Linked DNA regions of Mus musculus: region 1 is linked to region 2. Evidence: chromatin loops called from intact Hi-C (ENCODE). Cell type or tissue: heart. All regions are shown on one strand. Each heading gives the region's core, and the rest is flanking DNA. Links, peaks and the distances in the headings are about the cores only. Region 1 overlaps Prkcq (protein kinase C, theta). Region 2 has its middle 59 kb from the start of Prkcq.

Region 1 (2,919 bases), core at 229-2,728, 140 kb before region 2:
GAACAAATAGAAAGAAAGAAAGACAGACTGACAGACAGGACTCATCTCAATCAAAGACTACATATTTGTGTGTGAGAGAGAGGAAGAGAAAGGGAGAGGGAGGCAGGGAGAGGGAGAAGCCAAGAGAGAAAACTTTTAATAACATCAGATTCTGAGGAAATAGGAATCTTCACAGATCTGGGGAACGGATATCACCACTGTTTGTAACTACCAGACATACTGACATCAATTTCCATTAAGTAAAATGTGAGCTCTGAGGACACGCAATCAAGCAGGTTGTTAAAGATCTAAACCACACCATGTTTTGTGGTCTTCAAGGCTGTGTGCACTGATCATCTCTGAGGACGATGCTCCTTACTGCTTGGGAATCCTTCTGAGATGGACTTTGAATCTCTCTTGAAATTTTATGTCAATTTAGTCCTTGTATGATGCCAGAAGAAGGATTAAAAAGTGTTTTTAGGAATCCTTACTATGTATATACTACTATCATTAGTATTGCTTCTTTGTGTGTATGGATATGTGCATGTGAGGGCATGCACATATGTGTGGGTATGCATACATGTATGTGTGGGTGTGCGCATGTATATGGAAGCCAGAGGTCAGCCCTAACTGTCATTCTTCTAGCAGTATCTACCTTGGTTTCAAAGCAGGGTCCTTCACTAGCATGGAACATGCCAATTAGGCAAGGCTGGATGGCAGTTGGACCCAGGGATCCACTTGTCTCTGCCCCGCATGCCACCAGGATTACAGATACATACCGCCATTAACGGCTTTTTTATTTTTCATTTTATTTTATTTTAATAATGGTTTGGGGATTGAACTCTGGTCCTTGTGCTTGCAAAACAAGCACTTACCAACTGAACCATCTCCCCAGACCCTAGTATTCTTTAAGTTCAAAGACCATATCTCATAATGTTTGTTGAAATGATTCAGTTCCCAGAATCATGTAGCTGCATTTTCCCTTGAACCCCCTTCAAGCAGAAGGCAGAATGAATCTCTACACATGACAAAGTTTAAGGGTTAGGGCTCTTCTTCCTTCCTGTCTCAAAACCTCACAGGAGAGTCTCCGGGCAACAGTGACGATGCCCCAATGACATTTCTCCTTGTCTTGCTTTACAGTAGACTAACATCTGTAAAACCACCCAACATGGCCAGGAAATGACATTCTAGAACTCTGCCAGGAGCAACGCCCTCACAAAAAAATTCTAGTTAGGCATATTTTAGTTTTACTCTTAAAAGAAGAGTAGGAGGGGAAACTTTAGTCAGGATATATTGTATATGAAATGGATCTATTTTCGATAAAAAAAAATAGGGGCCTTGAGGTTGGTGACTGGATTTGTACTCTTTAAATAGAGAAAAAGAAACTCATCAGACTAGGTAAATGAAGAACTTAAGGCCAGAGAACAAGTGGATCGTGACAAGTGACCGGCATTGATGGTCAACTGCAGTGATAGTTACCTCTTTTCCCAGGTGTTGGTACGCATGGTGGCCTGGTTTCGTTTTTGGTGGAGCATGGGAGACCAATTTCAACTGGGCCTTCTCGGAAGATGTGTTCTGAATCTCGTAAGGAGCGAGCCTAGATCATAAAAAGGGTCAGACAACCCAATCACCAGTAGTTGGCGCCATTTCCCACCCACAGAAATCATACTGTATTGTCCCTAAGGACAGAAGGCTGTGAGGAATTTTGAATATGCAGGACAGTCAACACTTTCCTTTCTTTCTTTCTTTCTTTCTTTCTTTCTTTCTTTCTTTCTTTCTTTCTTTCTTTCTTTCTTTCTTTCTCTCTCTCTCTCTCTCTCTCTCTCTCTCTCTCTCTTTCTTTCTTTCTTTCTTTCTTTCTCTCTCTCTCTCTTTCTCTTTCTTTCTTTCTTTCTTTCTTTCTTTCTTTCTTTCTTTCTTTCTTTCTTTCTTTCTTTCTTTCTTTCTTCTCAGTAGGTTTAGAGTTCCTTGGCCTTGCATGCAACTGCTACATTCAATGTATCAGCAGCAGGCTCTTGGCTCCTTTTTCACACTTCAAGGGTACTAGCTGGAATCTTCTATGTAAGTAGCCTCATTCCATAACAAGTCAGGACAGAAAAGAAGGTGAACAAAAATACAGCTTATGTAGAAGGTAATGCCGAGTCTCAGTGAAAATTGGTTCTCAAGAGATAGGAATTTAATCAATGTAAGACAAACAGACAGGCAAAAGTTGCCCAGACTAGACACAGTGTCCTGTGACCATTCTGGAGGGAATTCTAATAAATACACTTTCTTTCCAGCTTCTTAGAGATCCCTAAAATACAGATATAAAGCTGGCAGTAAATCCTCAATAATTTGAGTGAATTTGCTTTCTTTCTGTACCTTCTCATTCTATACAGAGTTTAAGATATTACAGATGGCCACACTGATGTATGAATTATTAATTATCTCAAAGGTGGGATTATGGGGATGAAGGTGAAAATATCATGGCAAGTGTTCAGAAGGACACGCAGGGACATCCTGTGGGGTAGACAGAGCAAGAAAGAATGGACGTGGGTGGCCCTTGTTGAGAGGACATCGGGAATCACATCAGTGTAATGTCTGCTTTACCTGTTGGGTGCTTTCAATCATCGCTAGTGCTTCAGCCATTAGCTTCTGGTTTATACCACAAAGATTGGCAACCTTTGTCTGGCATCGGTGGTGGACGTTCATGCCACATGCTGAAACGAAGAAAGTAGCTCGTGAGGAGCAGGGAAAGAAGCCGGGAGTGCTTCAAAATGACACCAGGTACAATGTGAGCATCACAGTCTCACATCTAGAGAAGAAAGTCTGTGGCTGGCATGGCATCTGAGATGGCCTGTGGATGGAAGCGCCAAGAGGACCATGGTTCTATTGATAGTGTTAGAAAATTTGAGGATACAAGAGGTTGTCCTCCTGCTCTGGGACAAAGCTTAAACTCTG
Region 2 (2,919 bases), core at 119-2,618:
GTTTTTGCTGGGTCACTGCTACCCTGTGTCCTAATGTGAGTTGATAGCTCAGCCATCTTATATCTGCTCCAGCTGGTTCTGGACGACAGGGGCTTTCAGCATCCTTGAGGCGGTATTTCTTGCACTGGTTGTCCCAGGGGCTTATTGGCTGGTCTGAAAGTAATCACTGTAGAAGACAATGCCATCAGGGTCTCCTGGTGCCCACAAAGCTTTCCAGAAGCTTTTCTGGATCACTGCTCAGACCTCGAGGCTTCCAATACATCTCATATCAATAACCTGCCACCTTAGAAGCCAGATTGGTTAGCTTACAGTTAGTCAACCAATGAGCAAATGATTACTGAATATCCATTGTGGCTAAATTCTTATCAGATTCAAGTGAATGATAAAGAAAAGACAGGACTGTGTATTTGAAATCTTACTTAGGAGACAGTATATGGGAGAGCTCAGTGGAATGAGATGACACACACACACACACACACACACACACAGACACAGACACATACAGACACACATACAGGCACACATGCGTGTGCACTCAAATACACTACCACTACCGTGAGAACATTAAATAACCCCATAAAAATAAAGACTGGTGGGAATGAAAATGGAGGTGGAAAGTTAAATGGATTAACATTATAATCAATCAATCAAACAAACAATCAATCAAACAAACAAACAAAAACCAGGTGTGTTTCTTCCTCCTTCCTCTCCCCTCTGCTTGTCCCCCTCTCCCAACTCCTTTCTTCCCAGTCTCTCTCTCCTGTCTCTTTCTCCTCCTGCCCTTTCCATTTTCTTTGTCTATCGGTCTAGAGACCTATTTTGAGAGAGTTGTTTGGAAGAAGAGAACACTTAACCTTAGAACAAAATACAGTTCATTGATGCTGAGAGAGGTCTCCGAAGTGGAGGCTGTAGCTGCTAGCTGGTCTCATCAATGCCAGCTGGCTGGATAATAACTTCCAGCTAGCATCTGGTGGGAGATTCAGTCAGTTCATATCTCCTGGATATGAAGAAGAAGAAAACATGGTTCATTTACATTCTTCATGTTAGAAAACCCAACTGACGCTTTTCACTTTGGAGACTGGTCTGCCCGGTGACAATCCAGAAGGTAGTCTGTTCTGTAAGGTAGGCACAGTGCCCCCTCGTGGTAAAATATGGAACTAGATACAAAACTTGAAGAAGCCCTAGGCCAAAGAATACATCCTCTTATGGCTACCATTGCTGTGACGGAACAACCTGGCCAAAGGCAAGTTGAGGAGGAAAGGGTTTATTTCACGCACAGTTCCATGTAAGGGCTCATCATCAAAAGCAGCGAGGGCAGGAATTCGCACAGGGCGGGAACCCAGAAGCAGGGGCTGATGCAGAGGCCACGGACCAGTGTTGCTTACTGGCTTGCTTATCATGGCTTACTCAGCCTGCATTTTTATACAGCCCAGGACCTCCAAGCTAGGTTGGCCCCACACACAAGGGGCTGAGTCCTCCTCCATCAATCACTAAGTAAGAACATGCCTTGCAGCCAGATCTTATGGAGGCATCTTCTCAATCGAGATTCCCTCCTTTCAGATAACTCTAGATTGTGTCAAGCTGACAGAAAACTAGCCAGGCACACCTTTTTCAAATTCTCAAAAGCCTCCAAGAGTGGGGACACTATAGAGTTATCAGTATCAGATCAGAATATTCCCAATGTTTAGTAATTTGTATTCTCTGATTGCCACACAAGAGCCCTGTCTCCTTTGCGTATCGACTTCGCTTCATTAATTCAGTCCTCCCCCCCCTTCTCCTTCCCCTCTGTGTTTGGGGAACAACACTGGCAGAAGTGCCAATCTTATGAAGTTGTACTTGTGAAGGGTAAAGGAAAACAGGACTTTTCTTTTTACCAGAATAGTGTGCACTATTTTTTTAAAAAGAGACTTTTTTTTTTCCAACAGCTTCCTTTTAGTAAATACAGAACTGAATGAAGCTGAGGCACACACGGGCAGTCAGAGGTTGAGGATGGAGAACAGAGAGTCTAGGCTACATCCGGAGACCCTGTCTCAAAATGAACAAGCGAAGCAATATATTGTTGTCATTACTTTAAAAAAATAACTGTATGGTCCTTCCTTCCGTCTTAGCTCCGAACTTTGTCTCTGTAACTCCTTCCATGGGTATTTTGTTCCCCATTCTTTTTTTTCTTTTTTTTATTAGGTATTTTCTTCATTTACATTTCCAATGCTATCCCAAAAGTCCCCCCATACCCTCCCCCCACTACCCTCCCCCCCCCCACTTCTTGGCCCTGGCGTTCCCCTGTACTGAGGCATATAAAGTTTGCAAGACCGATGGGCCTCTCTTTCTAATGATGGCTGACTAGGCCATCTTCTGATACATATGCAGCTAGAAACACCCTCTCTTTCTAATGATGGCCGACTAGGTCATCTTCGGATACATATGCAGCTAGAAACACGAGCTCTGGGGGGCAGGGTACTGGTTAGTTCATATTGTTGTTCCACCTATTGGGTTGCAGACCCCTTTAGCTCCTTGGGTACTTTCTCTAGCTCCTCCATTGGGGGACCTGTGATCCATCCAATAGCTGACTGTGAGCATCCACTTCTGTGTTTGCTAGGCCCCGGCATAGCCTCGCAAGAGACAGCTATATCAGGGTCCTTTCAGCAAAACCTTGCTAGTGTGTGCAATGGTGTCAGCGTTTGGAAGCTGATTATGGGATGGATCCCTGGATATGGCAGTCTCTAGATGGTCCATCCTTTCATCTCAGCTCCAAACTTTGTCTCTGTAACTCCTTCCATGGGTATTTTGTTCCCAATTCTAAGAAGGGGCAAAGTGTCCACATTTTGGTCTTCGTTCTTCTTGAGTTTCATGTGTTTTGCAGATTGTATATTGTATCTTGGGTATTCTAAGTTTCTGGGCTAATATCCACTTATCAGTCAG

What was found. A loop is a pair of places that touch in the nucleus more often than their neighbours do. Peaks named below come from ENCODE experiments on the same cell type or tissue, not always from the same donor. Only the 100,000 strongest peaks of a DNase experiment are listed, where the experiment ranks them.
Region 1: a loop joins it to region 2, with 9 times the contacts of the local background. A loop is called at or near these places in 21 of 42 quality-filtered maps.

What each region holds. Positions count from the first base shown.
Region 1 is chr2:11,252,828-11,255,746 of GRCm38, reverse strand. Prkcq (protein kinase C, theta) reads right to left here. Exons shown (of 18, transcript NM_008859.2): 9 at 2,569-2,678; 10 at 1,459-1,576. Among named protein-coding and RNA genes, the nearest start is that of Prkcq, 82 kb to the right of the region's middle. In heart, for the core only: a CTCF peak has its summit at 1,614 (motif pointing right); no DNase peak of the experiment used is centred there.
Region 2 is chr2:11,111,639-11,114,557 of GRCm38, reverse strand. No RefSeq gene overlaps it. Among named protein-coding and RNA genes, the nearest start is that of Prkcq, 59 kb to the left of the region's middle. In heart, for the core only: a CTCF peak has its summit at 1,148 (motif pointing left); no DNase peak of the experiment used is centred there.